2 separate regions of the Homo sapiens genome follow, and region 1 is linked to region 2. The links are chromatin loops, found by intact Hi-C in ENCODE. Cell type or tissue: natural killer cell. All regions are shown on one strand. Links, peaks and the distances in the headings refer to the core of each region. The heading gives the core; the rest is flanking DNA.

What was found. Hi-C counts contacts between places; a loop is a spot of excess contacts. Peaks named below come from ENCODE experiments on the same cell type or tissue, not always from the same donor. Only the 100,000 strongest peaks of a DNase experiment are listed, where the experiment ranks them.
Region 1: it touches region 2 in a loop (4-fold over the local background); 1 of 110 quality-filtered maps calls a loop at or near these places.

What each region holds. Positions count from the first base shown.
Region 1 is chr19:16,561,362-16,569,694 of GRCh38, reverse strand. SLC35E1 (solute carrier family 35 member E1) reads left to right here. Exons shown (of 6, transcript NM_024881.5): 3 at 1,526-1,663; 4 at 3,038-3,163. Among named protein-coding and RNA genes, the nearest start is that of SLC35E1, 6.9 kb to the left of the region's middle. RefSeq lists an enhancer at 1-155. In natural killer cell, for the core only: no CTCF peak of the experiment used is centred there; a DNase peak (open chromatin) is centred at 3,324; H3K27ac peaks cover 1,137 bases.
Region 2 is chr19:16,433,420-16,441,752 of GRCh38, reverse strand. It overlaps EPS15L1 (epidermal growth factor receptor pathway substrate 15 like 1), which reads left to right. Exons shown (of 24, transcript NM_001258374.3): 4 at 844-891; 5 at 3,888-3,983; 6 at 4,754-4,816; 7 at 7,263-7,388. Among named protein-coding and RNA genes, the nearest start is that of EPS15L1, 34 kb to the left of the region's middle. RefSeq lists enhancers at 1-191, 192-692. In natural killer cell, for the core only: no CTCF peak of the experiment used is centred there; no DNase peak of the experiment used is centred there; H3K27ac peaks cover 3,809 bases.

The DNA of each region.
Region 1 (8,333 bases), core at 300-8,299, 130 kb before region 2:
TTTGTATTTTCAATACAGACAGGGTTTTACCATGTTGGCCAGGCTGGTCTCAAACTCCTGACTTCAAGTGATCTGCCCTCCTCAGCCTCCCAAAGTGAAGAGTGTTCTTTGTAGGACAGGATTGAGCCGAGAGTCAGAAGAGCTGGACACGCGGGAATGGATCCTGGTGGATCCTGGAAGTTGGGAGTTGTTTAGCCCTGCATGCCAGACCTTCTAGAAGGCTCTCTGTCACTATGTTTGCTACTCGTTCATTCAGCTAGCAGCTATTGAGTGCCTACTGAGTGCTAGGCACCAGGATAAAGCAGTGAACAAGGACCTGCTCTAAGGTACACTAACGGGACCGGATGATGTAACAGACAGAGTGGGTGGAGAGGCTGGGCACGGTGGCCCACGCTTGTAATCCCAGCACTTTGGGAGGCCAAGGTGGGCAGATCACGAGGTCAAGAGATCGAGACCATCCTGGCCAACATGGCAAAACCCCATCTTTACTAAAAATACAAAAATTAGTTGGGCGTGGTGGTAGGCACCTGTAGTCCCAGCTACTCAGAAAGCTGAGGCAGAAGAATCGGTTGAACCTGGGAGGCAGAGGTTGCAGTGAGCCGAGATCATGCCACTGCATTCCATCCTGGTGACAGAGCGAGACTCCGTCTCAAAAAAAAAAAAAAAGAGTGAGTGGAGAGCTCTCTGCTGGGGAAGTCCAGGCAGTGGCCCTGGGAGCACAGCACAGGAGCCTCCCAAGGTGGAGGTGGGTTGGAGAAAGCACTCCTTGTGGAGGCAGGAGGTCACTGGGAGGAGAAGGCATCAGTGGAGTGTGCCAGCCAGGAGTAACCATACTGGAAGAGCCTGAAGTAAGAGGGAATGGGGGCTGGGCACAGTGGCTCACACCTGTAATCCCAGTACTTTGGGAGGCCAAGGTGGATGGATGACGTGGATCAGGCGTTCAAGACTAGCCTGGCTAACATGGCGAAATCCTGTCTCTACTAAAAGTACAAAAAAATTGGCCGGGCGTGGTGGCACATCCCTGTAATCCCAGCTACTGGGGAGTCTGAGGCAGGAGAATCGCTTGAACCCGGGAAGCAGAGGTTGCAGTGAGCCACGATTGTGCCACTACACTCCAGCCTGGGCGACAGAGCGAGACTTTGTCTCAAAAAAACTATTTTTTAAAAAGAGGGAATGGGGGAGCCTTATAGAGGATCAGGGCTTCAAACCCTGGTGCGTCAGTGGCAGCTGAACAGATCTGTGGAGTTAGGACCAGCCCCGGGCTGTGGCCCTGAGCAGAGGCTCTTAATGGGGGTGACGGTATGGGGATGGGGCTACCCACAAATAAGCCCTGCCCCTGGCGCTCTGATAACCACCTGCCCCCAGCCACCCACCAGAGCGTCACTGGCACAGCAAACACCACTTTCAAAGTGTTAGGTGGTATCCCTTTGCTGAGGGAGGAGAGGGGCTCTTCCCTGGGCATCTGTGGCATGTGGCCCAGCTCTAGTCTGGCCTGTGAGCCCTTCTTGATGACCTCTTCCTGCAGGTATACTTGTCACTCATCCCCATCATCAGCGGTGTCCTGCTGGCCACCGTCACCGAGTTGTCTTTTGACATGTGGGGACTCGTCAGCGCCCTCGCCGCCACGCTGTGCTTCTCGCTTCAGAACATTTTCTCCAAAAAGGTATTTGGTCACCATCAGCGGACATGCATGGGGTTTCAGGGGTGTGCGGGCAGCAAACTGGTGGCATTGGGAAAACAGGCGGAGTAGAAATTTCTTTGCTATTAGAGCAGAAAAATCTTGATTGCCATTCTGCTGATTTTCTGTTTGTCATTTTGCTTTTTAAATAGTTTGTTTTTCTGGCCGGGCGCAGTGGCTCATGCCTATAATCCCAGCACTTTGGGAGGCCAAGGCGGGCGGTTCACTTGAGGCCAGGAGTTCAACACCAGCCTGACCAATATGGCAAAACCCCATCTCTACTAAAAACATAAAAATTAGCCAGGCACGCATCTGTAATCCCAGCTACTCCAGACACTGAGGCACAAGAATTGCTTGAACCCAGGAAGCGGGGCTTGCAGTGAGCTGAGATTTTGCATCACTGCACTCCAACCTGGGCAAGAGTGAGTCTCCATCTCAAAAACAAAAAAAAGTTTTTCTATTATAAAGTTAATGTGCTCAATAAGAAAAAAATAAAGAAAAGCTCTTTTATTGAGACCAAGGCTCACTGTCGCCCAGGCTGGAGTGCAGTGGCACAATCATAGCTTACTGCAGCCTCAGTCTTCGAAGCTCAAGTGATCCTCACACCTCAGCCTCATAAAGCACTGGGATTACAGGCATTAGCCACCAGGCCTAGCTAAAAACTTCAATTTAAAACAAGATTTTAAAACTTGTTGAAGCCTAGTGCAGTGGCTCACATCTATAATCCCAGCACTTTGGGAGGCCAAGGCAGGAGGATCACTTGAGGCTAGGAGTTCGAGACCAGCCTAGGCAATAGGAATAGAGTGAGACCCCGTCTCAAAAAAAAAAATTGCTCTTAACTCCTGTGATAATCACACACTTTTCAGGTACCACAGTTAATGCAGTCTCTCTATTGGAAATACCACTTATTTCCAACTTTTCATTGTAATGTAGAAACAATCACGTGTGTGATGTTTTCCTGTCTCAGTTATTTCATTATGATAGGCTTACAGTTCTCAGGTTAGAGGGTATGAAACGTTAATCACTCTTAATATGGTTTGTCTGGTCGTATTTTAGAAAGGTTATACCAATTCAGCCTCAAACCAGTGGAATTTCAGAGTGCCTACTTCACTTCATCCTCACCAGCACTGAGTGTTACTGTTTTATTTTTGTTTTCTTTTCTCAGTCGTTTATGCGTGGAGCATGGTGCTTGTTTCAGGCCTGTGCTGTGTATGTCCTCACAAATGCACTTGCAGGTTTGGTGTCCAAGCTCAGATGTCAGGGTTAATGTCCAGTCACTGTGTTTGGGGCCTGAGTCACTGGAGCCCTTTTTGCCACATATAGTTTTAATCACCCTCTAAAGAGGCTTTCCCTTTCCAGGTCTTGCGAGATTCACGGATCCACCATCTCCGGCTGCTCAACATCCTGGGCTGCCACGCCGTCTTCTTTATGATCCCCACCTGGGTTCTGGTGGACCTCTCGGCTTTCCTGGTCAGCAGCGACTTGGTGAGTTGTACAGCACCAAGAACACGCCATTTTCTTGGCTAGTTCCAGAATAGGTGCTTTGTTGAGGAGCTGTAGCTGCATGTTAACATTGTGGTATCTTTTGGGCACCTGACAGCCAGCGCTTTCAGCAGTCAGTCCTCTGTAATGCCTCACGGTGACGATGCACGCCATCGAGGAAGTGGGTTTCCTGTGTATTTCCTTCTCTGGTGTGCTTGATCCCAGGTGCTGATAGCTGCTGTGTGTGCGCCAGTAGCGTCAAGGAAGAGAAGGTGACTCTTTCACCTCCTGACAGTATAGTCCAGATAGCACATTGACTTTTTATTTTTACTCATTTTTTATTTTAAATGTTTATTTTTTAGAGACAGAACCTCGCTCTGTTGCCAGGGCTGGAGTGCAGTGGCACAATCATGGCTCACTGCAGCCTTGACCTCAATCCGGGGCTCAAGCGATCCTCCCACAGCCTCCCGAGTAACTGGGACTGCAGGCGAATACCACCATGCCTGGCTAATTTTTTTTTGTTTGATTTTTGTTTTTTTACTGTTTTTGGAGAGACAGGGTCTCACTATGTTGCCCAGGCTGGTCCTGAACTCCTGGCGTTAAGAGATCTGCCTTGGCCTCCCAAAGTGCTGGGATTACAGATGTGAGCCACTGTGCCTTGCCAGCCCTGGAACTTTGAAAACTATGCACTGGCCAAAAAAAAAAAAAAAAAAAAAAAAAGCCGGGCGCAGTGGCTCACGCCTGTAATCCCAGCACTCTGGGAGGCCAAGGCGGGCGGATCACGAGGTCAGGAGTTTGAGACCAGCCTGGCCAATATGGTGACACCCTGTTTCTCCCAAAAATACAAAAATTAGCCAGGCATGGTGGCTCGCACCTGTAGTCCCAGCTACTTGGGAGGCTGAGGCAGAAGAATTGCTTGAACCCAGGATGTGGCGGTTGCAGTGAGCCGAGATGGTGCCACTGCACTCCAGCCTGGGTGACAGAGGGAGACTCCGTGTCAAAAAAAAAAGAAAAAAACATGCGCTGCCTGGGTGTGGTGGCTTACGCCTATAATCCCAGCACTTTGGGAGGCCAAGGTGTGTGAATCATTTGAGGTCAGGAGTTCGAGACCAGCCTGACCAATATGGTGAAATCCTGTCTCTACTAAAAATACAAAATTAGCCAGGCGTGGTGGTGCACGCCTGTAATCCCAGCCACTTGGGAGGCTGAGGTGGGAGAATCGCTTGAACCCAGGAGGCAGAGTTTGCAGTGAGCCGAGATCGCACCACTGCACTCCAGCCTGGGCAACAAGTGTGAAGCTCCGTCTCAAAAAAAAAAAAGAAAGAAAGAAAACTGTGCAGCTCAGTTCCTCCCTGGTCTCTGTTTCCATTTACTCCACGTCGAATCTTTTTGCCACCTGCAGGGTCTGCCTTCAGAGAATGTGTTATAAATGAATGCAAGTGCCTGCGGTGAGGAGGAGGCCAGTGCGATTCTTCCAGACTCGAGTTAGAAAGGAAAAGTAAATATTTATTGAGGTCTTAATGTGGTCTAGCTGGATTTGTGACATTTCTTATCTTTAATCCTTGGCTCCACCTGCTGAAGTAGTGGATATTACCTCTATTTTCCCAATCAGTAAACCATGGCTCACTTTTCTAACTTTCGTTTCACATTGATGAGCTGTAATTCTTCTGTGAAGAACTTTCCATCTTCCAGGACTAGTTTGTTACCTTGAAGTATGGTACGAGAAAGGCAGTTTAATGCTTAACTGTTCCTTTTGATGACTAATTTTCAGGATAGAGAGTTGGAGCTTACTCCAAATGTTGACCAGAGTTGAGGGTTTGTTTGGGGGTAGGGAAGGGGTTCTCTTTTTTTCTCCAGCATCATTGTGAACTTTTATGTGTTTGTCAGTTGCATGAATTATTCGTTTTCCTAGTCAAATTGTCCTGTCTTGGCCAGGCGCAGTGGCTCCAGCCTGTAATCCCAGCACTTTGGGAGGCCGAGGTGGGCAGATCACTTGAGGTCAGGAGTTCAAGACCAGCCTGGCCAACGTGGTGAAACCCCATCTCTACAGAAAATACAAAAATTTGCCAGGCATGGTGGTGCACGCCTGTAATCCCAGCTACTCAGGAGGCTGAGGCAGGAGAATTGCTTGAACCTGGAAGGCGGAGGTTGCGGTGAGCTGAGATCGTACCACTGCACTCCAGCCTGGGCGACAGAGCGAGACTCCATCTTAAAAAAAAAGAAGAAAAAAAAATTGTCCTGTCTTAGCCATTGGAGCCCTTCTGATTGGCTCCTTGCCCTTCTAGCACTGTGGGTCAGCGTTTCTCCCAGCGGGATGCCCGCCTTCACCTTGTGTACTTCCCATCCCAGAGCTGCAGTCAGCCCCTCCTTCAGGACTCCAGGTGCCGTTAGTGGGGAGCGGTATTTAGAGACACAATCCAGGTGCCATGGGTGCTTTTTGCTGCTGGGTGGTCATTGTTGTTAGGCCTTTACTGTGAAAAATTAGGAAGTACACACTTGGGGCAGCAGCAAAGAGTTCCTAGCAATTAGCGTCACTTTCAGTTGAACAGTCCAGATCTTTGCTGTTTTGAATTTCATATTTAGATCTCGTCGCTGGTATGCTTGGTTCCGCTCCTCGTTTCTTAGTTGCTTATTCTACCCGTTATTCACTGATGTTATTCTACTGTACACTCACTCATATAATTGCTTCAGAATGAGCATTCTCACAGCACAATTGCAACTGGAGTGCTGAGAAAAGGTTAGTATTTCTTTGCAGGCTGGGTGTGGTGGCTCACACCTGGAATCCCAGCACTTTAGGAGACCGAGGTAGGTGGATCCCTTGAGGCCAGGAGTTCGAAACCAGCCTGGCCAACGTGGGGAAACCCCATCTCTAGAAAAAATATAAAAATTATCTGGTGTGGTGGCGTACGCCTATAATCCTAGCTACTAGGTAGGTGGAGGTTGCAGTGAGCTGAGATCACGACACTGCACTCCAACCTGGGTGACAAAGTGAGACTGTCTCATAAAAATAAAAAAAAAGAAGAAGTCTGGTCATGATTCCTGTACTCTCCCTGTCCCCTCCCTGACCATGGATAACATTTCTTAGGCTCCTAGTTCACCTGTTCCATATTTTTGCAAATATAAGCAAATTTGCATGTATAATCACCCTCTGTCCTTATTACACACAGAGTAGCTTTTTATTTTATTATTTTATTTTATTTTATTTTATTTTTTGAGACGGAGTTTTTCTGTCTCCTAGGCTAGAATGCAATGGCATGTTCTCGGCTCACTGCAGCCTCCGCCTCCCGGATTCAAGCAGTTCTCCTGCCTCAGCCTCCCGAGTAGCTGGGACTACAGACACCCACCACCGCGCCCAGCTAATTTTTTGTGTGTTTTTACTAGAGGTGGGGTTTCTCCATTTTGGCCAGGCTAGTCTCAAACTCCTGACATTAGGTGATCCACCCACTTCGGCCTCCCAAAGTGCTGGAATTATAGGCGTAAGCGACCACGCCCAGCCCAAAAAGTAGCTTTTTAAATTTACAGGTCAGGCACAGTGCCTCACACATGTAATCCCAGTATTTTGGAAGGCAGAGGCAGGCAGACTGCTTTAGCCTCAGGAGTTTGAGACCAGCCTGGTCAACATGGTGAAACCCCGTCTCTACGTAAAACAAAACCAAAAATTAACCCGGCATGGTGGCACATGCCTGTAGTCCGAGCTACTTGGGAGCCTGAGGTGGGAAGATCACTTGAGCCCGGGAAGGTCAAAGCTGCAGTGAGCCATGTTTGAGCCACTGCACCCCAGCCAGCATGACAGAGCAAGACCCTATCTCAAAAATAAATATAAACATACAGTCATCCTTCCATATCTGTGGGTTCCACACTAGTGGATTCAGCCAACTGCGAATTGAAAATATATGGTAGAAAAACAAAATACTATAATAAAGAATAAGACATTTTAAAATAATACAGTATAACAATTATTTGTATAGCAGTTTTATTGTATTAGGGATTACAAGTAATCTAGCGATGATTTCAAGTATATGGGAGGATGTGCATGGATTACATGCAAATACTAAACCATTTTATAAAAGGGACTTGAATATCTGTAGATTTTGGCATCCGCAGGGGTCCCTAGAACCAGTCCTCCGTGGATACTGAAGGGGAGCTGAACTATTCTGCACCTTGTTCATTTCATCTCATCGTCCCAGAGAGCTCTTCATAACGACATAGAAGGCCTTTCTCATTTCTTGTACGGCTGTGTAATAGTGTCAGTGGGTTTCCTGTCAGTTCCTCTGCTGTTCTGTGTTACAGCTCATTAGAGTATGTATGTGTCCACACATGGACAGAAACATACAGGCTTTTGCTGTGTTTTTTTGTCTTTGCTTTTCTTGCACTTAGGACATTTTGTGTTGTTATTGTTGTTCTAGTCATTATCTTTTTTGTTGTTGTAATACCTTAAGTAACCTTTTTTTTTTAGTTGAGGCTATGTATGTTATGTTTGGTGGTGTTTTGTTTGGTTGGTTCTTTTTTTTCGTAGAGACTGTCTCCCACTGTTGCCTAGGTTGGTCTTGAACTCCTGGCCTTAAGCCATCCTCCCGCCTTGGCCTCTCAAAGTGCTGGGATTACAGCTGTGAGCCACCACACTTGGCCCATATGTTTTTTAACATGAGCATGACTTTGTGTATTTTAATAGCAGCCCTAGGCATACACCATATTCACTAATGTTGCAGTCTGAAGATGGGGTTCCCACATGTCTGGGTTCCCCCTCTTTGTCTTGTGTCTCCCACATAGACTACACAGACAGCAGGTTAGTTAGCACCGTCGCAGTCCTGTTCTCCAGAACAGGCGGGAAGAGGATGAGATGGGAGAATGTCAGCTGGTGTCTGCTGCTCTCCAGTCTACCAAGAATCAAAGGCTGCAGTGGGCAGTTCCCAGAGACGCCTGGCCCAGTTGCCAAATGGCTTGGCAAAAGACAGGCGGGGATTCCTAGACTCTGGAGCAGGTGGCCTGGTTTCAAAACTTGGACAGAATGCATGAAGCAGCTACTTGAGAACCGAGAAATAAATGGTAGCAGGCAGATGGGCGGAGGAAAGACCAGAATTCAGAGTGCCTTGGAGCCACCAGTGAGTTCGTCATTCTTCTTCCTCCTGTGTCTTCAGCCTGGACATGAGGCAGCTCAGAAGGTAGATGTGGG
Region 2 (8,333 bases), core at 193-8,192:
CTGCAGCTGGTGGATCCAAATGCCCAGGTGGCAGCCCCCACCACTACTTTGGTAGCAGATAAGAAACCCGAGTACTTTTGGGGTCTTGATAGCTTGTGGACTTTTTTTTTTTTTTTTTTTTTTGAGACAGAGTTTCGCTCTTGTTGCCTAGGCTGGAATGCAGCGGCGCGATCTCGGCTCACTGCAACCTCCTCCTCCCGGGTTCAAGTGATTCTCCTGCCTCAGCCTCTTGAATAGCTGGGATTACAGGCACATGCTACCACACCCGGCTAATTTTTTTTTTGAGACAGTCTCGCTCTGTCGCCCAGGCTGGAGTGCAGTAGCGTGATCTCAGCTCACTGCAAGCTCCACCTTCTGGGTTCACGCCATTCTCCTGCCTCAGCCTCCCGAGTAGCTGGGGCTACAGGCACCTGCCACCACGCCCGGCTAATTTTTTGTATTTTTAGTAGGGACGGGGTTTCACTGTGTTAGCCAGACTGGTCTCGCACTCCTGACCTCAGGTGAATCGCCCACCTTGGCCTCCCAAAGTGCTGGGATTACAGGCGTGAACCACCGCGCTTGGCCACTTGCGGACTTTAGTTGGGGGAAGAAGGGTGTCATAAACACCATTGGCTTGGGAGCTGAGTGCACCTGGATGTCCTCTGGGCCCTGCCGCTGACTGGCTGTGCGCCCCTGGGCAGATCATTCACCTGCTCTGAATTGGCTTCTTCATCTGCAGGACAACCTGGGGACAGTCACTCCTGCCCCGCAAGGCCAGTGATGGGGTGGTGGCGGCTCTGGTTTTTGTTAACACGTGGACAGTGATCGGCAGTCATGCTTATGAGCATTTTTGTGTTTCCGCAGATATGGGACTTGGCCGATCCAGAAGGTAAAGGGTTCTTGGACAAACAGGTATATACACATGTACACAGAGCAAATGGAGGGGCTGGGCAGAGCCCCCAGGCTGGGTGACCTCCACGGCTCCTTCCACATTCCTCCACTGTCAAGTATTACTAGGCATGAGCACGGCTGTCAAACTTAACACGGGAAGTTTTCATTTTGAAATAAAGGTCTTTTAAACACTTGGAGCCATCTTTCATGGCTAGTGTATCTTTTATTTATTTATTTATTTATTTTTCTTTTAATGTTTTGTAACCTTACATGTGATTAAAGTGTTGTCCAGACTTTTTATTTTGGACCAGTCTCTCGTGGAAGTTGCACAAATAGCTTGGAGGGTTCCTGTGTATCTTTTGCCAGCTCTCCCCAGTGATGGTGTCTTACATAACCACAGCACAGTGATCAGAGCCAGAAAATAACATTGGTGTTATTTTTTATTTTTTTGACATGGAGTCTCACTCTGTTGCCCAGGCTGGAGTGCAGTGGTGCAATCTCGGCTCACTGCAACCTCCACCTCCCAGGATCAAGTGATTCCCCTGCCTCAGCCTCTGGAGTAGCTGGGATTACAGGCGAGAACCATCATGCCTGGCTAATTTTTGTATTTTTAGTAGAGATAGTGTTTCACTATCTTGGCCAGGCTGGTCTCGAACTCCTGACCTCAGGTGATCTGCCCACCTCGGCCTCCCAAACTGCTGGGATTATGGGCATGAGCCACCACGCCCAGCCACATTGGTGTTATTAATGTAACAAAGTAGACATTGGTGTAACTTTGACTAAAGGCCTTAATCAGAGTTTTTTTTTTTTTTTTTTGGAGACAGAGTCTAACTCTTGCCCAGGCTGGAGTGCAGTGACATGATCTTGGCTCACTGCAGCCTCTGCCCTCTGGATTCACAAGATTCTCATGCCTTAGCCTCCACAGTGAAAACCCCATCTGAAAAAAAAAAAAAAAAAATCTGAAATCTGAAACTCTTCTGATACCAAGCATTTGGGATGAGGAATACTCAGCCTGTACTTATAAGTGATTTTAAGTGGTCGTAGATGGCCATTTTGTTAGAAGGGACCTTGTTTGTGCTGTGCCATGACTTGTGATCCAGTCTGTCCAGGAAGCCCCCTTCACTTGTACCTCCCTTCTTTGAGGTTCATGGTGCATGTCTGCATGTTTGTTGTTTTGTTTTTTTATTTTTTATTTTTTGAGCCTCGCTCTGTTGCCCAGGCTGGAGTGCAGTGGTGCGATCACTGCTTACTGCAGCCTCGATCTTCTGGGTTCAAGTGATCTTCTGCCTCAGCCTCTCGTGTACCTGAGGCCACAGGCACACACTGCCACACCTGGCTAATTTTTATTATTTTTTTTGTAGAGACGAGGTCTCACTATGCCCAGGTTGGTCTCAAACTCCTGTGCTCAAGCAATCCTCCCATCTTGGCCTCCCTAAGTGCTGGGATTATAGGCATGAGCCACCGTGCCCGGCCTCATGTCTGCATGTTAAAAGTTCTGAGAATTCCTATGGAAAATAAATTTGACTTTGCTTAATGCAGTTCCTCTAAACTTACTTAATTCCTTTTTCTTTTTTTCTTTACTATTTATTAATTTTTCTCTTTTCTCAGACCTTGCAGGGATGAAAGGTCCCCTTTTCTCAAAACCCTCTTATGATCCTCTACACTCTGCAAGGGCTTCTGAGGACAGCAGGCTGAGAAAGGCCGATCCTAGCACTTACCTCTTTGAAGACACTTTTAAAACTGTTAACAGTATTTATAGCTTTAAAAGTATCCATGTTCTTAGGCCAGTTAATAAAAAAAAAAAAAAACAGAAAAAAAACAAGCTAAGTGATCCCTCACAAGTCCACTGAGCCTTTGTGTGGTGGGTCCTGGGTTAGGAGGGAGGCACCTGACAGCCTAGTTCAACTTCCTTCCCGTGTCTAGGTGGGGTCCACGTCAGGCCACTGGGGGTGGGCAGGGGATGTTCCATTCAACGAGGCCGAGGGGATCGTGGTGAACCACAGATATGAGTTTCTGACCAACCGTGTGTATTTACGACTGCTTTAAAAAAAATTCAACACATAGCCAGGTGCAGTGGCTCATACCTGTAATCCTAGCTACTCAGGAAGCTAAGGCAGGAGGACAGGAATTTGAGACCAGCCTGGGCAACATAGTGAGATCCCACCTCTAAAAAAATAAATAAAAACTTAGCTGGGCATAGTGGTGCACACCTGTGGTCCCAGCTACTCAGGAGGCTGAGGCAGGAGGATCGCTTGAGCCCATGAGTTTGAGGTTGCAGTGAGCTGTGATTGCGCCACTGCACTCTGGGTGACAGAGTGAGACCCTATCTCTAAAACAAACAAAAATTCGGCACATATTTGGTCCATCATTCGTAACCTTAACCATGTTTAATTTTGTTGCTTTATACAACCTAACATTTCCTAAATGTTGGGAGCTCATAGTTTTTGGAAAATATATGCATCTGAAATTTTACAGATTTCCAGATGCAGTGGAATAAGTCCATTTTATTTTATTTTATTTATTTATTTTGAGACGGAGTTTTGCTCTTTTTGCCCAGCCTGGAGTGAAGTGGCATGATCTTGGCTCACTGCAGCCTCCACCCTCTGGGTTCAAGTGATTCTCCTGCCTCAGCCTCCCAAGTAGCTGGGATTTCAGGCACCTGCCACCACGCCTGGCTGATTTTTATGTTTTTAGTAGAAATGAGGTTTCGCCATGTTGGCCAGGCTGGTCTCGAACTCCTGACCTCAGGTGATCCACCTGCCTCGGTCTCCCAAAGTGCTAGGATTACAGACATGAGCCACCACACCTGGCCAGGATAAGTCCATTTTAGTGTATTCATTTAAGCGATGTCCCCAAGGTGAGTCCAGTTCAGCCCAACGCTCCAAGGGGTTTTTGCACGGACGGCCTTCATTGTTGAAGTGCACATCCTCTTTCCCTGAAGCCTGCTGTTAGAGACAGCTCCCCCTACCCTCACTGGCGATATGCTGTTTACTCCTTCCCTTTCTTTGGACTTGCAGGGTTTCTATGTTGCACTGAGACTGGTGGCCTGTGCACAGAGTGGCCATGAAGTTACCTTGAGCAATCTGAATTTGAGCATGCCACCGCCTAAATTTGTGAGTGTCCAAGTCCTTCAAGTTCACATTCTTCTAATACCAGATGTGTGTGTGTGTGTATGTGCATGTGTGTATGTGCATGTATATTTCCATGTTTTCTCTAGCCTTCCCCTTTTATTGTGGTGAAATTCACATAATAGAAAATTAATAATTTTAAAGTGAACTATTTAGTGGTATTTAGTGCATTTACAGTGTTGTGTCTTCATTACCTCTGTCTAGCTCCAGAACTTTTTCATCCCTCCGCAAGGAGACCCCATCCACATTAAGTAATCACTCCTTGTCTCCCCCTCCCAGTCGCTGGCAACCACTAATTTTATTTCTGTCAATGGATTTGCCTGTTCTGGACATTTCCTATCAATGGAATTCTCTAACATGGTCTTTTGTGTCTGGCCTCTCTCTCAGCATCGTGTTTTCAGGGTTCATCCATGTTGTAGAATGGATCAGTGTTTCCATATTCCATTTACTGGATGGACCACATCTTTATCCATTCATCTCTCTGGACATGTGGGTTATTTCCACCCTTTTGACTGTTGTGAATAGTGCTGCTACCAGCATTCATGTACAAGGATTTGTTTGGACATCCGTTTTTAATTCATTTGGGTCAATACGTAGGAGTGGAATTGCTGGGTCATGTGGTGATTCTGTGTTTAACTTTGTGAAGTCTTCCCTTTTTTGAAAGCACTTTGAAACGTGTATCCTTTTCAGCAAACCCACCCACCTATGATTTAATTCTGTGCCAGCCACAAAGGAATGTTTCTCTCTCTTCTCAGCACGACACCAGCAGCCCTCTGATGGTCACACCGCCCTCTGCAGAGGCCCACTGGGCTGTGAGGGTAAGTGAACGGGAATAGCTCCCTCCTTGGCTCTCCTTCAGATAGAATTGTTCCAGCAGTTGTTCTAGAATTGTTCTGGAATTGTTCTAGTTTGATGTTGTTCAGAACATTTTATAGGATGATTGTGTCAGCTCTTCTGTCTCAGTGTGAGTGGCCACAGCACTTGGATGAAACGCCTCTTCTAATGAACACCTTTTACAAAGGCTGTGGCCCTTCACTGGAATTGGGAGTTGCCTACCTGGACAACTAAGTGTCAGGAGTTGGATTATTAAAGGGCTGCAGTTTAAATCTTGCATCTTTAGGTCACATTCTGTGGTTTTTGCTGCTTGTGTTGGTTATTCAGAATAGAAGAGGAAACGGTGAGAGCTTGCAAGCACGTGGACCCCCAAATGTGTCCCTTGCTTTCTCGCTTCTTTCCAGCCACTTTGCATGTTACCATTCTTTCCTCCCTGATGTTCTGATTGCTTTGTGAAAAGCCTCTCTCAGCACTTGAAGTGTTATTTTTAAAACAGAGGATGTTGTGGCTGGAAAGATAAGCTACTGCGTCCAGAAAGAAGAAAAAAAACGAGGGCTGTCTTCTAAGTACAGAATTCCTTCTAAAGGAAGTGAGCATGGTCCCTCCAAGTAACATCAGGCCTCCTCACCTTCCCTTCACTTTCAGACTGTCACATTTCCTCACGTTTATGTGGCTTAAATCCTGACATGAATAACACTCTTGCTCTCAAATAAAGGTCCCAAGCACTTTCGTCCCATGTTTACACGGTTGGTTTGCTCCCTTCTTGGAGAGGTCATGGGCTGGGTGGGGGTATCTGTGCAGGGAGAGGACATGAAGATATGTCATGTGACTGAGGAGTCATGCAGTCACCTCTGTCATCAAGCACTTTGCCAGTGGCAATCACTGTGGTGAAGGGTTTCTCCCTGTCACCCAGCGCATTGTGTGGACTTTGAAAAAGAGCTACTTTGTCATGGGAAACAGTGCCAAGAGATCTTATACTTTAAAATGTGATGGCTCTTTTCCACCAGGGGTTATGTCCAGGCCTCACTGGAAGAGCTGGGACTGAGGGGCCTGGGGACCTCGCAGAGAGGAGTCAGGGAGCACAGGACCAGATGCTGTAATTGGGGTGTACTGTGGTCGAGAGAGATTCTGCATTCCATTCACAGCCACAGTCAGAAAGAACAAGCCCGAAGTGCCAAGTGTTTGTTTCCGTTGTGAACATTTCTGGGCTTCTGAAGGCACTGAGTCAGCAAGTCCGATGGCCAGGAGAGGATCCCAGGCCCCCGAGAAAGACCTGCAGCGCTCAGCTTCTTAGCACCAACAGCTGTGAAAGCATGCGGTGTCTGCCGGTGATCTCATCTCTGTGACTGAGGGCTCTGTCTTGGTTTTTGTCTTTTAAAAATTAAAAAATTTTTATTGTGGTTGAAAGACACATCATGTAACATTTACCATCTTAACCATTTCTAAGTGTACAGTTCAGGAATGTTAAGTTTCCTTTGGAGGGTGGAACAGACTGGAAGCCACTGCCTCACTCATGGCCCCTTTTACGGGCTGCCTGCCCTATGTCTTTCAGAACAGCAGGAACTGTGACTCCCCATCCTAATGCTGTACCTTCCCTCTGTTCATGAAGAGCTATTCCTATTTACGTATTAATTTATTTACCATTAGAAATGGAGGGCTTCCTGTATGTGGCTGGGCTTGGTGGCTCACACCTGTAATCCCAGCACTTTGGGAGGCCGAGGCAGGCGGATCACTTGAGGCCAGGAGTTCAAGACCAACCCGGCCATCATGTTGAAACACCATCTCTACAAAAAATACAAAAATTAGCCGGGCCTGGTGGCGCATGCCTGTGATCCCAGCTACTCGGGAGGTACGAGTGCTGAGGCACGAGAATTGCTTGAACCTGGGAGTCGGAAGTTGCAGTGAGCTGAGATTGTGCCACTACACTCCAGCCTGGGCAACAGAGCAAGATTTTTGTCTCAAAAAAAGAAAAAAAAAAAAAAAAAGAGGACTTCCTGTACTTTAAGTTGATTTTGATAATTATTTGCTCAAGCACTAACATCTGCTCACACTTTTGTCTTTCTGGTACAAGTGGGCTCCTTGGAGGCAGGTGAGACTGATCTTTGTCTCCCTGCAAAGACACTGCCCCACCATGGGAGACTCCTGCCACACTCAGGCAGCAGCTAGGACGAAGGACAAGACCCGGGGCCAGGGCCTCCCTCCTGAGGACCTTGGCTCCCAGATCCGAGGTTGCCATAACGTTATTTCCTTCAGGGTATATGTTCACTTTGGAAACCAAGGGGCCAAGACTGTTCTAAGATCATTTTGTGCTTTTAGCCAAGGGTGATGATGGGTCCGTGGCCATTTTCACTTGGCTTTCGGTCAGAGCTCGGTCTGGACATTCACACAGGTGTGCTCTCCTACTTACTCGGGCTATTTCTTTCCAACTAGGTGGAAGAAAAGGCCAAATTTGATGGGATTTTTGAAAGCCTCTTGCCCATCAATGGTTTGCTCTCTGGAGACAAAGTCAAGCCAGTCCTCATGAACTCAAAGCTGCCTCTTGATGTCCTGGGCAGGGTAAGTGGGCCACGGGCTTGGTTCTTCTGCACTCAGTGTCCCTGCTGTGTGTGGGCGCCACTGTTCTCTTTCCCCATGGTGCTTACAAGGCTCTTGCTCTGTTTTCTCCCTGTGCCATCAGGGGCTTTCATCAGCGCTCCTGTGGGTCCAGCCCCAGCTGGCTCAGGGCTTCCTAGGGTGTGGCTTACAGTGTTCACCCAGTCCCTGGGGAAGGTGCCAGAATCCTTCCACTTCACAGATGAGGAGGTGGACTCAGAAGTGAAATTGCTGCCTGGGGCTTTGGGACCAGTAGAGCTCAGTCTTAAGCTCCCCAACTTGGGCTTTCCCCCTTTCCATTGTGCTGAATGTGGGAATGTGTGTCTGTGTCTATTTATTTATTTATTTATTTATTTATTTATTTATGAGATGGAGTCTTGCTCTGTTGCCTAGGCTGGAGTGCAGTGGCACGATCTCGGCTCACTGCAACCTCTGCCTCCCCGGTTCAAGCAATTCTCATGCCTCAACCTCCCAAGTAGCTGGGATTACAGGTGCATGCCACCACGCCCAGCTAATTTTTGTATTTATAGTAGAGATGGTGTTTTACCATGTTGGCCAGGCTGGTCCCAAACTCCTATCTCAGATTCACCCGCCTCGGCCTCCCAAAGTGCTGGGATTACAGGCGTGAGCCACCACACCCGGGCTTTTTTATTTCTTTTTTTGAGTTTTTAGAGATGGGGTCTCACTGTGTTGCCCAGGCTGGTCTCGAACTGCCAGGCTGAAGCCATCCTCCCACCTCAGCCTCTGGAGTAACTGGGACTGCAAGAGCACCACCACTCCTGGCTCTTTTCTACTATTAATTACTCTTTTTCTTCTGATAAAGCTCAAGGTAAAAGTATTTTCAACTCTGCTGCAAATTTAGGAAAAATTTTATGCATTCTCTTTAAAGAAAGTCTTAGCCTGGTGCGG